2 separate regions of the Mus musculus genome follow, and region 2 is linked to region 1. The links are chromatin loops, found by intact Hi-C in ENCODE. Cell type or tissue: left cerebral cortex. All regions are shown on one strand.

Region 1 (8,000 bases):
TTTTAGCAGCTGTGATAGGGAAAGGGGTATTCATGATGCTCTGCCCTTCTTCAGTCCTTTATAGATAATGGCTGTTATATGGAGAGGTTCAAAGGCCCCATACCTCCAGGAGGATATTTAAGCTATTAACAGTTGTGGGAGGGGGAAAGATATTTTCTTCACTAGTATAGCAATTTTTAATTTACCTATGGTACTAAAAGTAATCTCACTAAAACCTGTTGGTTCACCTGTGAAGTTGAAAGCAATCATCTTGGGGATCTGTCACTAGTTAACTCTCTGGTGTGAGTAAAACCACTGTTTTGCTTTCCAGAGAAATTTTACAACAGTATTCTGGTGTCATGGAGCCCAGATTGAAGGATAGAAGGCAAACTAAAACCACAAAGACAAGTGAACAGAAAGTAACATGACTGGCGACAGAGTTTCAATAAATTTGGGGACTGTGATTGAAATCCTTCATATTTGTCATGATGGACCTCTAAGGAAAGTACAGATAACAATACCACTTTCATTTTCTGTTTTGTGTATAAGTAACATTTTATCCATGGCAGGCAAGCTGGGATACAGGTTTATAATAGTCAAAGAGTTTTCATCGTTTGGTTTCATGTACCCTTCCACTCTATCTACCCTAACTAGAGCAAAGCAGGAAGAAGCAAGCAGTGACTTGGAGGACCACTTAAAATGTGAATCCATGTTTGTTTATGCTATATTATTGTAAATGTTCTGGCTAATTTTATGCTAACTTGACAGAAGATGGAATTGTCTGGGGGGGCAGGATCTCAATGAAGAAATTGATTTTATTGTAGAGAATCTTGTAGGACATTTTCTTTGTAATTGATGAGGGAGGTCTCAGCCCATTGTGAGTGGTATGACACCTAGGCAGGTGGTTTGGATGCTATGAGAAAGCAGAATGAATTAGCCATGAGGACCAAGCGAGTAATCAGTATTTCTCCATGGCCCGTACATTAGGTCCTATATCTAGGCTCTTTCGTGTTTGAGTTCCTACTCTGACTGCTCTGAATGATGGACTGTAATATGAAACCGTCAGCAAAAAGAACCCTTTCCTCAACAAGTTATTTCTGATTATGATATTTCATCACAGTAAAAGAAACCCTAACCTCAATACTATGTCAAAAAGATAATTGCGAGTCAGGAGATACTGAACACAGTGATGGCAATAGGTTGGGAGATAAAAATTGGAAATGAGGGTAGCAGCTAGTAAACAAGGCAGAAAGAGGCGATGTTTGATGCCTCCAATGGACCTGCTGCATGCTCCTTTCCATAACAGTGCGCCAAGACCCAGGTCACATCCAGAGTGGCAGAGATTGCACTGCTATTAATGCCTTCTATAGGATCCTTCTATAGAATCTCTAAGACCGTTATAGCATATTGAGATGGGTCAAGTATCTTTAAACACATAGTTATTCTTTCATAGTTCTAGATGCTGGGCATCTAAAATCCAGTTGCAAACAGGGTCCCTTCGACAGTATTAGATAATAACACTTCTTCTTTAGTTCCTGGTATGCCTTGGCTGGTGGATGACCAGTGTGATCTCTGCCCTCTTGTATCTATGTTCAAATTTCTCTTCCGAAAAACAAAACAAAGCCAATTTTAGTTGAGTGGAGTTTCAGTCTAGTACAACCTTATCATCACCCACTTACATATGCAAAGATCCTACTTCCCCATAAGGTCACACCCTCAGCTTCTGGATAGTTAAAAACATGGACAGTATTCATCCTAGACTACCTCCTTGTGGGTTGGGAGGCTGGATTTCAGGCAGGCTCAAAAACTATGTTTGCTATTCAAAGAAACAATCTGGAATTTAAAACCAGATCTTTCTGACTGCCATCCTCTACTGTTTCCACTATACAACAAAAATAAACACTCCCAACATACCTATCATACTTGATTCTATATGGCAATACTGCAAAATAAAGAAGGCTGCATGTTACCTATATTTTCGCAAAGGGAAAAAATTACTTCCTTGAACTTTCTGGTGTTTGTATCTGTCTCCATAACAACCCATTTTATCTTTCATGAGTGTGATCACTTTATCCAAGTTGCTTCATTTCTGTCTATTTGTATGTAACACAGGGAAACTGCATGGATGGTGCTACTGATGAGTGGGACAGAAAGAAAGATAAGGTATTGCTTGGAATACAGGGTTTAGCTGCAATGTTTGAACTTAAATTTACTCTCAGAGGCCATAGCTTCAACATAGAACATTTCTTTAGAGAAACAAGCCTGTTAAACTATCAGCAGGCCACTTTATCCATGGATGTTATCAGAAGTAATGTTCATGACCTATGAATGTCATAAAAACCAACAAATTTGAAACACAGTGCAGTTTTATAATACTGAGTTGTTACAATAAGTATTCAATAAATAGTGATTAATATGTAGCCAATGAATGAAAATATGGCTAGAAAGATGGCTTGGTGGATAAATTACTTGCTTTAGAGCTGTAAGAACCTGAGTTCATATTCCAAGAACCTACACAAATCTGAATATAGTAGCAGGAGTTCCTAATACCAGCATTCCTAACTTGAAATGGGAATAGAGAGAGAATCCTCATATTCTATAAGTCTAGTAGTTTTAACCACGATTTAAGGTGCTGCATGTTATTGCACACATCTGTCAATGCTTACATAAGAGCACAAATGTACACACAAGCATGTATGTGCACATGTGCAAACAGTGAATGGGGAGCAGAGAGAGAGAGAACAACAATAATTCATATAAATATAAGCATGCAAATTAGTTGTTTTTAGGCCCTTGTGCATTTAAATTGATTTATCATTACATAGGCTGGGGTTTCCAAACATAAAAATGGTTGGAGCTACAAAGACCTTCAAAAGAGCCTGACAGACACATTAAAATCAACCTTCTTTATAAGGCTTATGACACCTTTCAAGTTCAGTCTGCCAAATGAGATGGGAAAGTGTGGATAGCTCTTTTATTCTTTTTTCCCTTTCATCACAAGCAAAGCAACCTCTGCTTATATAACAGTCTTAGTCAGGATCACCCAGGCACAGCTTGACGAGCTGTCAGTTACTATTTGTGGCTTGCTTCCTCCCAGCCTTCCTCCTGGGAGACTGGCAGGACAGAGCCATGTCCACTCTTCCTAGTTTTCCTGTAAAATTTTTGATCCAGTTACCTTTCTTTGTTTCTTTGTTTCTGTGTTTCTTTCTTCCTTTGTTTTCATCTTTTCTTTCTTTCGTTTTATCTTCGCAGTGTTAGTCCAGTAAGTATTTATCGTCTAGAGCACGTGTTTGTGATGAAAATTAACCCAAGAGACTAGAGACCTAGAGACCTTTGAAAGCAAACATAGCAAGCCTGAAAAGAAGAAAGTTGTCGTTCACCTGTGACTGTGCTCCAAATCACACCGACGAAGAGCAACCACAGCACAAAGGATGGTAACATTTTTTTTTATAACTAATTTTAGCTGTGGTGCCACCTACACTCCTACCCAAGGAATAAAATCTTGCTATTCTTCCTTTCTTATTAAAGTATAGCAGGGCTCTGGCATCTGTGTGGAAGGCACAGTTTCTGTATCAGAGAATTGTGGGACTCCTGTTGGCAGTGACAATTTACTTTGTATAACCACAGGAAAACTCCAGGATGCAGAGTCTACAGACTTCCTCAGAATGTATTGCTTTTCTCCTGACATCCAATTCTCTCCTTTCTTGTCTGTATTTTTCAAACTCGGAACATCTCACCAGCTCATCAGCTTTGTCTTTGCTGTTCATGCTGCAGACTCTGCAGTCCCACCTAACTTTGGTTTCTGTGTCTGTCATTAGAGATTAGGCAAACATCACTGCAGTACTCATTGGCCCTCTTGTTGCTCCACGCAGTTCACCTGCTTCCTCTTGGGGCTTCATTCACCTTCAGTCACTTTCATACCTTTCAAGTCTATAATACTGATTCTCAACAGTCAACACAGCTACTTAATATTGTTACAGATATGTCACTTCCTAAGGGGTTTTCCCAATTCCCAAGCAAAAATCTAGCCATAGCGCCATTTCTCACTCCAAGGATGAGAGTATCTGTCCTTACATCCCTCTGTATGCCAGAAACTGACATTTGGGCTACAGTAAGATATTGAGTGTCTGCTCAAAGGAGAGTAGAAGAGAGATATGAAATAATTAACATAGAAAACACAATATGTGACTGTGGAATAGGAGAGGTCTTCTCTGGAATATCAGGACAATGAAATGTCTCCAGAAAAGGTGATACTTGAGATAACAAACAAACAAACAAACAAACCTTCAAGATGATGAAGGCCTTTCCTGGATGAAAAAAGGAAAAGGCAGGCCCCTGCAAAACAAGCACTAATTACTATGACAGAGTGCTGGAAACAGGGATATCAGACCCTGGCCTGAGCTTCCAGTTAGCTGCACTTTGTGTGTGTGTGTGTGTGTGTGTGTGTGTGTGTGTGTGTGTGTGTGTGTGTTGGGAGGGATGCTAAAGGGAGTTAAAGCAACTGCCTAGTCTAATCTTGCATTACTGTATTTCTAAGCATTTAGGTGATTCATCCATGCTGTGTGGAAGAGATGCTAGCTTCAGAGTATACTGAGAATGTACTTCTGCATCACATCTATATTAGATTAATCTATACCGTTTGGCTTTGAAAGAATGGCACTCTATAGAACTTAGCATAAGCACTATGACACTGGAGCATAGAATTGAAATTTTTCCTAAGAATAGACTCTGCTGCAAGAAGCCTATCCACAACGTCCTTGTAGACTTCACTTTCTATTCGGAATTGGAATTTCACCTTACATGCTGAAAGAACACACTGCTCTTACTATCCTTAGGTCACTCCCCACTGTTTTATTATTGCCTCTTCATTATGACTTTGACATCAACAAAAACCTTGGTGTTTGACAGAATCTATGAAATGCATCTGACATCAGTCCTGTGTATCCCATCAGAGAGCAAAAGAAATAATGTTTATTATCTCATTATGTACCCATTTTTACTTAGAAAATGGTTTGTTCTGGAAGAACAAGAGGTTGTATTATTTTGAATCCTCTAATTTTAAGTCTGATCAATCACTTGATTGCTTTCAATAGTTTTTAAATAACTCATGTATATATATGTGAATGTATGTGTGTGTGTGTGCTTGTGTGTGTGCTTGTGCGTGCGTGCACACATGCACGCTTGTTCACACATATGTTGAGCATATGGGAAGTCTGGAAGAGAGTATTGGTTTTCTTGTTTTCCTGGAGATTTTCCTGTAGGGATTGCAAACTGCCTGAGTAGGGCTTCTGAGAAACAAACTCAGGGCTTCTGAAAGAGCAGGATGAACTCTTAACTGCTTATGCCTGCTTTCTTTTGAATTACTACCTCTCACTTGTCAAGCTACACTCTACTAATCTAAACCTATTACAGCCATAACCCTGCCATCCTATCATAGCCTGGGAAACCTAATATGTCTTACCAGAACGAACAACACATTCATTAGTAGATGCCTTTATAATTTTGTTCCTCATGTCTCAACTGGAAGGCAGCATGAATTACAGAAAAACTGTGTATAAGACCTGGTTCTTCTTTGTGAAGCTAGTCTAGTTACCAGTCTAAATCCACAGGATAAAAAGCAAGCTCAGCTATGCTTTCTTCTCTAGGGCAATTTAGGCTAGCAGTCAAGCAATTACTGCCTGGAGCAGAAGAAAGCTGTCCCCACAAGTAGACAGCTGGGGAGCTGTGAATTAGCTTTTCAACACCTGAAGTCTCTATTAAAGAGAGTCAATGGCCCTGCTTTGAGAATAGTAAGGAAAGCCTGGGGTTATATGAGGTACCTTCCTTCACAGTAATTTTTCACTTTTATAATTAGTAGTGAACCATTATCTTTGATATCATAAATAAAAAGGTACAAGGGGGAACTATGTTATCACATACATATTCAATTCAGGGTTGTCCATGACTAGAAAGAGTACTGCATAAAAATAGGGATGGCTTTTCTATAAGACTTTTAAAATCAATACATATTGCCCAAGACAGATTAGGCCACATCCAACTGAATGTGATGCTGGCTTTCAAATAAATCTGCATTCTACAGTGCAACAAAGGACAGCCATCCCCCACTGGTGGAATCAAATCCAGTGGTTCTCACATTAAAGTTGCCGGTCACATTCAAATTAAACTCCTCCTTTGGTTCTGATGGATTGGAGAGGTTTGGGTGCTCTCAAACATACATTGCTAACAAATTCTTAGGTGATTAACACACTAATTGATGAGGATTACACTTTGGAAAGTCATGATTGCTGGTGCATACTATAACCCCAGCACACAGGAAACAGAGAGCACACTAGTCTACATAGATATACTCCATCTCCAGAAAGAGAAGAAGAGAAAGAGAGGTGGCAGAGAGTCATGAGTGTGCTGCATCCAAATTAGAGATTATTCTTATCCGGCTATAAGGGAAAGGAAATCACCCACTTAACTTCAAGACAGACAGACAGACAGAAAATAGATTCATGGGTGGATAGATGAGTAGATGGATGGATAGATGCATAGATGAGAGAGAGTAGGGAGAGAGGTGAGGAGACATCCCTAAAGAACACTTCATAGCAGAATAGACAATTTGAGCGAAAAGTAAATGATCTCTTTTGAGGGTAAAAGGAAAATGTAAAATAATATTTTGAGAATGCATTTGGGTTAATCAAATTGGCAAAATTTAGCTAATAGAGGCTCATATCTATAATCTCATCACTCAGTTTCAAACAGGCAGGTTGCCTTGAGTTTGAGACTTGTAGAACAAAACAACCTGTAGAATGTTAGTGCTAAATATTTCCAAAGGTCAGGGGAAAAAAAAGTTTACAGTAACTTTTAAAGTTTGTACTTCTAAGTGTATCCTGAGGTCTTGTTCATTCCATTTGTACTCCACTATCTCTAAAATAGTCTGAAAGATAATAGCTGTTGGGCACAAGACAGACTGCACAGCAAACTGAATGTGGGCAGTTTACAAATTACCTACCTCAAACTCCTCTGTATCAGCAATTATGTCCTGATAGCTACAGCAGTGAAAATTTCTGTTACCTGGTTTTATGGAACATTACTATGGATACTAGGCACTCAGAGACACATACACACAGAAATGGTTTTTGTTTTGTATCGTTTTTGTTTTTGATTTTTTTTGTACAGATTCTGTGTAACTCAATTAAAACCTCATGGGTTTTATTCTTATATGATCATATTTTAATTGTTACTGGGCATTATTTACTGTGCTTGTAAAGAAATGGTTCATGATGGCCCAATAATTTACTCTTCTGGGAAGATGCAACATGGACCCTGAACACCTAGTGTTGTTAGAACGAAAAGTACATCTTCACAGTGTTTACTGTGAGACAGACAGAGATGTCTCCAAAATGGCAAAAAGAGAAGCCAGGGCTCTGAAGGATGTCACAAGGCATCTCATGATAGGTTCATTTGTAGGAGAGACAGACAGAGAGACTCTAATGGGAGAAAGACCTACTGAGAATGGCCAAGATAATCCCCAACAACTTGTTGGTTGAATTTCTTTTTTTTTATTAGATATTTTCTTTATTTACATTTCAAATGTTATCCCCTTTCCTAGTTTCCCCTCCAAAATTACCCTACCCCCTCCCCCTCCCCCTGTTCCTCTTGCATTTCTACACTGACCCTCAATAAATTCTCATTTGTTTATTGCTGTTTTAGCCATTCAGGAGACCTTGTTACTCTTGCCAATTAGTTCTTAAGAGCATAAGCATATCTTGGCAGTAACCAAACCATTCCTTCTGATATAATTTTATCTGCCTTATTATAAGATATTTAGTATTCCTGATGTAGACTTTGAATTTTATGCATCTGGTAATATATATTTGTTGTATATTGAATGTGTCAACCATAAATATGTATGTAGTATTTGTGTGTATTTATATGTATGCATGTGTATAAAATTTAAGACAACCTTCAATTTTTAGGAAAGCTTATTAATGATATTAAACTAAAAATAACATATTTTTTATGTTCTGTTCATG
Region 2 (8,000 bases), 68 kb before region 1:
AATATTTCTTACTCCCTACTTATTTCTCAGAATCTGTCAGGCAGTTGCCATAGAAATGCAGTAGAATTTTTCCTACATGTGTGAGACTAAATTTTGAATGTGTGCATTATTTCTATTTTTCAACACTGGTGGATTTTATTATAACAAGAGGATTAGAGAAATATTTTCAGCTAATCTAAAAATGTCAGAATTTCATCTTTTTTCCAAAGCAATCTTTTAAGTTTAGTAGTAGTCCTATCAAAACATTCACAGCACCATCTTTTGATAGAAAACCCTGCTCCACCCCATCATCTCCATCACTGAAACATATTATTTTAATTTTTGCAAGCTTTTTAAACACCATGGCAATTTACAGCTCTCTCAAACATAGACTAGCATTTCCCTATCTTCCAGTCACATGCATTTCATTGTTGTTTTTAGATGAGACCAGCTGCCTTCTGATCACTAAAATGTCAGAGACAGAAAAGAAGTCATTTCCACAAGAGAAAAAAAAAGTTAGATATTCTGGGAGTCAAAACTCCCACAGAATTCTTTTTAAATCTGCCGAAGTGTTTCTCCACTGAATGCACACAGGTGACTGCTGTCAGTGGCAGTGGCAGTTAGAGATGCTGTGACAGGCATGTCTGCCAAATAGTCACTTCTCAGGTCTTCTCCAGTTTGTATTTACAAGGAAAACAAGGACTCTTGTTCTTAAAGAGAAAAAAAAAATGAAAAACAACATGCAATCTACATGTTAGCTGCCTGCAGCCATGGGTGAATCAGGAACCTCACTGGATAGTATTGTTCTCATTTCACAAAGTGAGTTTTTAATGTGTCATTCAGCAAGGAAGGTCTCATATGCAGTGCGATATTAAAACACTGCCATGCTTATGATCATAATTGTGTCCAGTAGGAAGGCATTCACAAGTGAATGTCAAACTCTAATCATACCTCCAATTAGGTAAGCATTCTCCTCCCACAGGAAGCCAGGAAGATGCTGAAAGATGAGTGGATAACTTTGCCTTGATCATATCCTGTTCATGAGCCTTGCAGAGATTCCTAAGAATGTTACTATAAAGTATACTTTCATATTTAAGATTGACTTTAAAGTAATATAAAATTTTAAATCATATTGGTGTAAAACATTGAAAAATGCCTCTTTGGTTACTTCAACTGGTTATGTTTGAACAGTTTTACTTAACTATTGTGCTCTCTCTCTCTCTCTCTCTCTCTCTCTCTCTCTCTCTCTCTCTCTCTGTGTGTGTGTGTGTGTGTGTGTGTGTGTGTGTGAGAGAGAGAGAGAGAGAGAGAGAGAGAGAGAGAGAATTATTTGTGTGAACAAATGCATGTGTGTATATGGCAGGTGAATGTGTGTGGAGGAACCAGAGAATAAGTTCAGCTGTTGTGCCTCAAGCATGGTTCATCTCTCAAAGGCCTGGAATTTAACAAGGAGGTGAGGATAGTCAGCTAGTGAGCCCCAGGTATCTGCCTGTCTCTGCCTTTCACAACTAAAATCATAAGCATTAACTACCACACCCAACTTCCTTACATGGGATCTGGCATTGAGCAATGATTTTCAGCATGTAGGCTGTATTTCCTGAAAATAAAAATAAAATAAATCACCCATGTTACTTGGAATGTGGTGTGAGGTTTTCTTCCATTTTAAGAGTCTCCCTAAATTACTTTATACATATAGCTTGATTATAAAGAATGATTTATATTGAGCTATATATGGATAATGCTCTTTAAAGATTTTAATATACCTCTAAAGATACAAAGCTTCATAAGAATGTTAAATTAGGAAAATATTAAAAATTGTAATAACGTAAAATAAGAGAGAGAGGAAATATTGATTCTTTAGATAAAATGGAAAACATTTAATGTCCTAAAAGGATACGCTTAATTACTCTTGGCCTAGTTATGTCACATTGAGCGAGAGTACTATAAATATACAGGTACTCAATAAATGTTATTTTTTCATTAACAATGTTCATTAAGTTACTTGTTATATATTATTTCTGACTGTAAAGTCAGTAAACATTTATTGTCATTTATTGTAATGACATACATAGTTCAATACCAATGATTATGTATAAGTTATTGCAGGAGATGGTAATAGTGACCTATGTGTGTCCAAAGAGCCTGGTTATCAAAGATCTCTTTTGGGAACCAATCTATATCTTCCCCAAACTATAATTTTTTAGCACTTCTAAATCACATAAAATTCTTTTTCCATTAGTTTATGAATAGGACTTTGTCGGCAAGGAGAGAATGTCAGGTCATAATATTTACTACCTAGTTTACTTTCCAGATTGTTTCTCTCAGTGGGGGCTGAAATGATGGCTTCCCTCTAACCCATCACCTTCTTTTGAACTTTAGGGGCATGTACGCACATGTTGTACACTAATAGACATACACACATAGATACATATAAATAAAAATTAAAATGATTTTTTTTTCTTAAAGAAGACTATAGTGTAGAGCCCAAACCTCATACAATTAAAGGCTTTGGGGCTGCTGAGATGGCTCATGGGGGAAGATAGCTTGTCATCAAGCCCAATAATCTAAGTTCTCTTTCTTTTATCTGCATTTTGGGATGAAAAAAACTGACTTTTGCAAGTTTTAATCTGTCATCCTCAAGTACAATGTGTTACACATGCCCCCTTTACACACACACACACACACACACACACACAGAGAGAGAGAGAGAGAGAGAGAGAGAGAGAGAGAGAGAGAGAGAGAGAAAGAGAGAGAGAGAGAGAGAGAGAGGAGAGAGAGTGTTAATATTTATATTATATGAAGCTAGAAGAAGCCAGTTTTCCAAAGATATTGTCAGCATGGCCCCCTAAAAACCACCCGAAGGGGCCAATTAGATAAACTTAAACCATCTTTACATCCTTATAATATAAATTTATTTCTAACTTTACTCATTAGTCAGGATATGGAGGGATAGTTTCTCTATAGATGCTTGGAAATTTACAGAATGACTGTGCTAAAAAGTACCAATATTGCAAAATGAATTTAAGGGGAAGGCTGTAGTTTAGTACAACATCGTTTAAATACCATACCTGAAACCTTGCCATTTTCCTGAATTCTAAAAGAATGACCTTCTGTATGTACAGCCTTCATACAGTTCAGAAGTGATCTCTTGGTGACAAACTCCCCTTCTACCATCTGTTAGCAGCTTACCTAGCACTGTAACTCCCATGACACAAGAAGCACAGCTTTCTCTCTCGGTGGACAGTGGTGTCGGAAACAGTTGCCTAATAAATATGCTGGACTTCTGGGGATCACTCCCCTTTCTGTTCTAATATTCTCTTATAACTCTCATCTACTTAAGTCTTATGAGCATTTTCCAGAGTCCTCCCCCTGCCCTAGACAGTTCTAAATATGTAGCACTTTCTCTATAATTTCACAAAGCTGAGTCATATAAATACTGCTGATTTGAAAATCTTTTGTATTGCAGTATTTTAAAATGTTGTCAGTAAACTGGGGTCAGTCTAATCTACTTCCCCAAAGGAGAGGGAATTTGAAGGGCAAGCCTGGATTTCTACTAGGAACATAAGACCTCAGGCTATCAAGAACTGGCTGTTTAGTCATAGCATGATGGGGTCAGTGGTCTTTTACATATTCTTGACATATTCTATTTTGGAAAGTGACATTAAAGGGTAAGACCCTGGCACAGAGCAATAATCTAGGCTCAGGAAGACATTTTGTTTTTAAGTTCCCAAAGGAAGGAGAAACAAAAATAAGGTAAAATAAGCAATATTTGAAGAAATATTTGCCAAGTGTTTCTAATTAAACAACAGAATTAAATTGTAGATTCAATCATCTCTATGCAACAAGTAAATATAAATGTAAAAAGATGTCATAGTCAAACTGCTAAGAAAAATACAAAATGTTACTAACTCTTCTTTAGAGTGGTAATAATTAACAATAGCAATACTGAGAACTAACTTTTCAATAGAGTATAATAGCCTGAACAGAGTATAGAAACAGCTTTTAAATGCAAAATAAACAAAGAAATACAAAAGCCAAAAATATATGTCCCCCTTGTTATTCACAGCTCAAATCATGTTAAAAATTAAGGAGAAAACAACTCCTTCAGATGGAACATGAAACTGCAAGAAGCAATGGCAAAATAAGAGAAAGTGTGTTGATTCTGTACTTACAGACTGATGGTCTGAGTAAGATAGGCCCTCATAGACTCATACATTGCAATACTTAGTTCACAGTTGTTGGACTACTGGCAAATATTAGAAGGTATGTGACTATGGGTCAGTACATAGCTTTCAAGCAGAAAATCTTGGTAGCTTCAGCCACCTGGCTCTGGCTTTACAGTCAAGAAGAAAAGGGCGCTTAGAAATCTTTCTCTTCATTTAAGTAAAGTCAATGACACCAGGCATTTGTCAAGGCAGTCACTACATGAAGAGTTTGAAAGGCCATTGCATGAAGCTGAGAAGGTGAAACCTGGACTTTGCTGGAGACCCTAAAATGTTGGAGATACCAGAGTCATAAAATACCTGCCAGTGCTAACAGCTCAAGAGATAAAAGTGTTTTTCAGTTCAACAAAGCTGAAAGGAGTTGGAGATCTGAAGAGCACTTTGACATCAGCTTGGAGATAGAGAATTTGGAGTTTGCTTTGGTCAAGCATTTTCTCTTTATGCACCTTTTCTTATTTGAAATGGTCGTGTACATTCTATGTCATGGTATGTTGGAAGAAAATGGTCTGTGTTTTCTTTTTTCCTTTTTTCTATTGTATATGTCCTTTATTTACATTTCAAATGATATATTGTCATTCCACACATAGAAAAAACCACTATATCACCCACTCCTTGTTTCTATGAGAGTGTTTCCCCACCCATACCCCCTCGCCACCCTCACATTCCCCTACACTGAGGTATTGAGCCTTCACAGGATCTAGGGCCTCTCTTCTCATTGATACCTGACAAGGCCATCCTCTGCTACAAGTGCAACTGGAACCATGGGGCCCTTCATGTATACTCCTTGGTTGGTGGCTTAGTTCCTGAGAACCCTGCGGACATGGGGTCAGGGGGAGGGGTTTGGCTAGTTGATATTATTGTTCTTCCTATGGGATTGCAAACCCATTCAGCTCCTTCAGTCCTTTCTCTAGTTCCTCCATTAGGGACCCTGTACTCAGTCCAATGGTTAGCTGCAAGCATCCACCTCTGTATTTGTCAAACTCTGGCAGAGCCTCTCAGGAGACATCTATATCAGGCTCCTGTCAGCATGCACTTCTTGGCATCCACAATAGTGTCTGGGTTTGGTGACTATATATGGGATGGGTCCACAGGTGGGGCAGCAGATGTTGGCAAGGCTGTGGAGAAAGAGGAACACTCCTCCATTGTTGGTGGGATTGCAAGATGGTACAATCATTCTGGAAATGAGTCTGGTGGTTCCTCAGAAAACTGGACATAGTTACTACCTGAGGACCCAGCTATAACACTCCTGAGCATATAACCAAAAGATGCTCCAACATATAACAAGAACACATGCTCCACTATGTTCATAGCAGCCTTATTTATAATAGCCAGAAGCTGGAAACAACCCAGATGTCTTTCAGCAGAGGAATGGATACAGAAAATATGGTGCAATTGCACAACGGAGTACTACTCAGCTATTAAAACAATGATTTTATGAAATTCACAGGCAAATGGATGGAACTAGAAAATATCATCCTGAGTAACCCAATCACAAAAGAACACACATGGTATGCACTCATTGATAACTGGATATTAGTCTAAAAGCTCAGAATATCCAAGGTACAATTCACATACCAAATGAAGCTCAAGAAAAAGGAAGGCCAAAGTGTGGGTGCTACGGTCCTTCTCAGAAGGGGGAACAAAAATACTCACAGGAGCAAATATGGAGACAAAGTGTGGAGCAGACTGAAGAAATGGTCTCCATTTTGCTCTTGTTTTGAAGAGGTTAGAGTTAAGAGTCTTAGAGGAGACTTTGAACTTTGGGCTTTTAAACGGTGTTTAGGCTATGATAGAGTATGGGAATTTTTGAAATTGGACTGAATGCAATTTTATATTATGAAAAACCCTCCATGGAAGCCAGAGGGTAGACTTTGGTGTTTTCAATGTGAATGGTTCCATAGGCTCATATAGTTGAATGCTTGGTTACCAGTTGATGGACTGTTGGAAAGTTTGTAAAGATGTGGCCTTATTGGGGGAACTAAGTCACCAAGAGTAGGCTTTAATGTTTCAAAAGTCCATGTCAGGCCCAGTATTCTTTTTCTATCTGCCTGCAGAGTAGGATGTAGCTCTCAGCTACTTCTCCTGGATCATGCAGTCCTAACACCATGTTCCAGACCACAATGATAAAGATAGCATTGAATTGTAAGTAAGCCCCAAGTTAAATGCTTTCTTTTATAAGAATTGCTTTGGTTATAGTCTCTTCACAGGAAATGAACAGGGACTAAGACATAGACATCTGAAAATAATAAGAAAATGCAATTGATTTAAAAATAGATTTAATAAAAATTAGATAAAATAGCAATTCAAAAGATATGAGGTCTATAGTTGATTTTTCTCAAGCTCTTGTATTGTTTATGAATATAAGTATATGCCCTGACAAAAGGAAATTAAACAAAGAAGACATTAGTAAAATGGAAAATACTCAAGAGCATGATATGCTGAAAGATGAGCATGATAGTCAATAATGGGATGATGGAATAAAATTTGAACTAAGGAGCAAATACTGTCAACAAGATAAAGAGTATAAGTCTGAGCTTTCTTAATGAAATATTTGAAATGAGCACAAAAAGGTTGAAATACAACACAAAACAAGAGCAATAAAGCATAAAACAAGCAAACAGAACACAAAAGACAAATAACATATATTGAGAGGAAAATATTTTTTGCAAGTAGCTAACAAAAATGTTTATATTTCTATATTAATATCAGCCACATACATTTATAACAAAAGCCCTATTAGAAGTGATAATATATTGCTTATAATAGCAATAGGATAAGCCCAGTAGAATTGTGCACAATTCTCTTTTTTTTTTTTTATTATATTGTAGTAATGAACAGTACAGGAAGAGAGATATATATCTTCACATATTGGGAAATTTTCATTCACCATCTTCTGTAAGTACCTGAATAAACACAAACCTGATTAGAAAGATGCAGTATAAACAGAAACATTAGCAGACTCACTTTAAATACTGATGACTGCAGCTAAACAAGTACACAATAACAATTCTACTTAGGCATAAATGAACTCTTAACAAAAATAGAGCATATGCTACACTATAAAGTAAGACCCACAACTATGAAGAGCTGAGATCACATAGTGTGTTACTGAACGTCAGTAAAACCAAATTGGAAATTAGCAATGAGGAAAGGGAAAACGCCATCCCACTCTTGACCCTGTTACCTGACCTAACCATTTCAGGTAAACATTATCTATTGTGCTTTGGCTGTACATACGCAACTTCACAGAACGGCAATAGAAAAGGTCATTCTATGGCAGAGAAGCACCTGAAAAAATGTTCAACATCCTTAATCATCAGGGAAATGCAAATCAAAACAACACTGAGATTCCACTTCACTCCAGTCAGAATGGCTAAGATCAAAAACTCAGGTGACAGCAGATGCTGGCGAGGATGTGGAGAAAGGGGAACACTCCTCCATTGTTGGTGGAATTGCAAGCTTGTACAACCACTCTGGAAATCAGTCTGGCGGTTTCTAAGAAAATAGGACATAGTACTACCGGAGGATCCCACAATACCTCTCCTGGGCATATATCCAGAAGATGTCCCAACCGGTAAGAAGAACACATGCTCCACTATGTTCATAGCAGCCTTGTTTATAATAGCCAGAAGCTGGAAAGAACCCAGATGCCCCTCAACAGAGGAATGGATACAGAAAATGTGGTACATTTACACAATGGAATACTACTCAGCTATTAAAAAAATGAATTTATGAAATTCCTAGGCAAATGGATGGACCTGGAGGGTATCATCCTGAGTGAAGTAACCCAATCACAAA

Evidence for each region. A loop is a pair of places that touch in the nucleus more often than their neighbours do. Peaks named below come from ENCODE experiments on the same cell type or tissue, not always from the same donor. Only the 100,000 strongest peaks of a DNase experiment are listed, where the experiment ranks them.
Region 2: it touches region 1 in a loop (2.7-fold over the local background); 2 of 42 quality-filtered maps call a loop at or near these places.

Annotation. Positions count from the first base shown.
Region 1 is chr3:20,817,431-20,825,430 of GRCm38, reverse strand. It overlaps Gm31552 (a long non-coding RNA gene), which reads left to right and starts at 3,070. Exons shown (of 4, transcript XR_389614.2): 1 at 3,070-3,132; 2 at 3,232-3,413. In left cerebral cortex, no CTCF peak of the experiment used is centred here; DNase peaks (open chromatin) are centred at 3,021, 3,528, 3,930 and 4,493; H3K27ac peaks cover 4,532 bases.
Region 2 is chr3:20,885,681-20,893,680 of GRCm38, reverse strand. No RefSeq gene overlaps it. Among named protein-coding and RNA genes, the nearest start is that of Gm31552, 67 kb to the right of the region's middle. In left cerebral cortex, no CTCF peak of the experiment used is centred here; DNase peaks (open chromatin) are centred at 463 and 3,282; H3K27ac peaks cover 1,137 bases.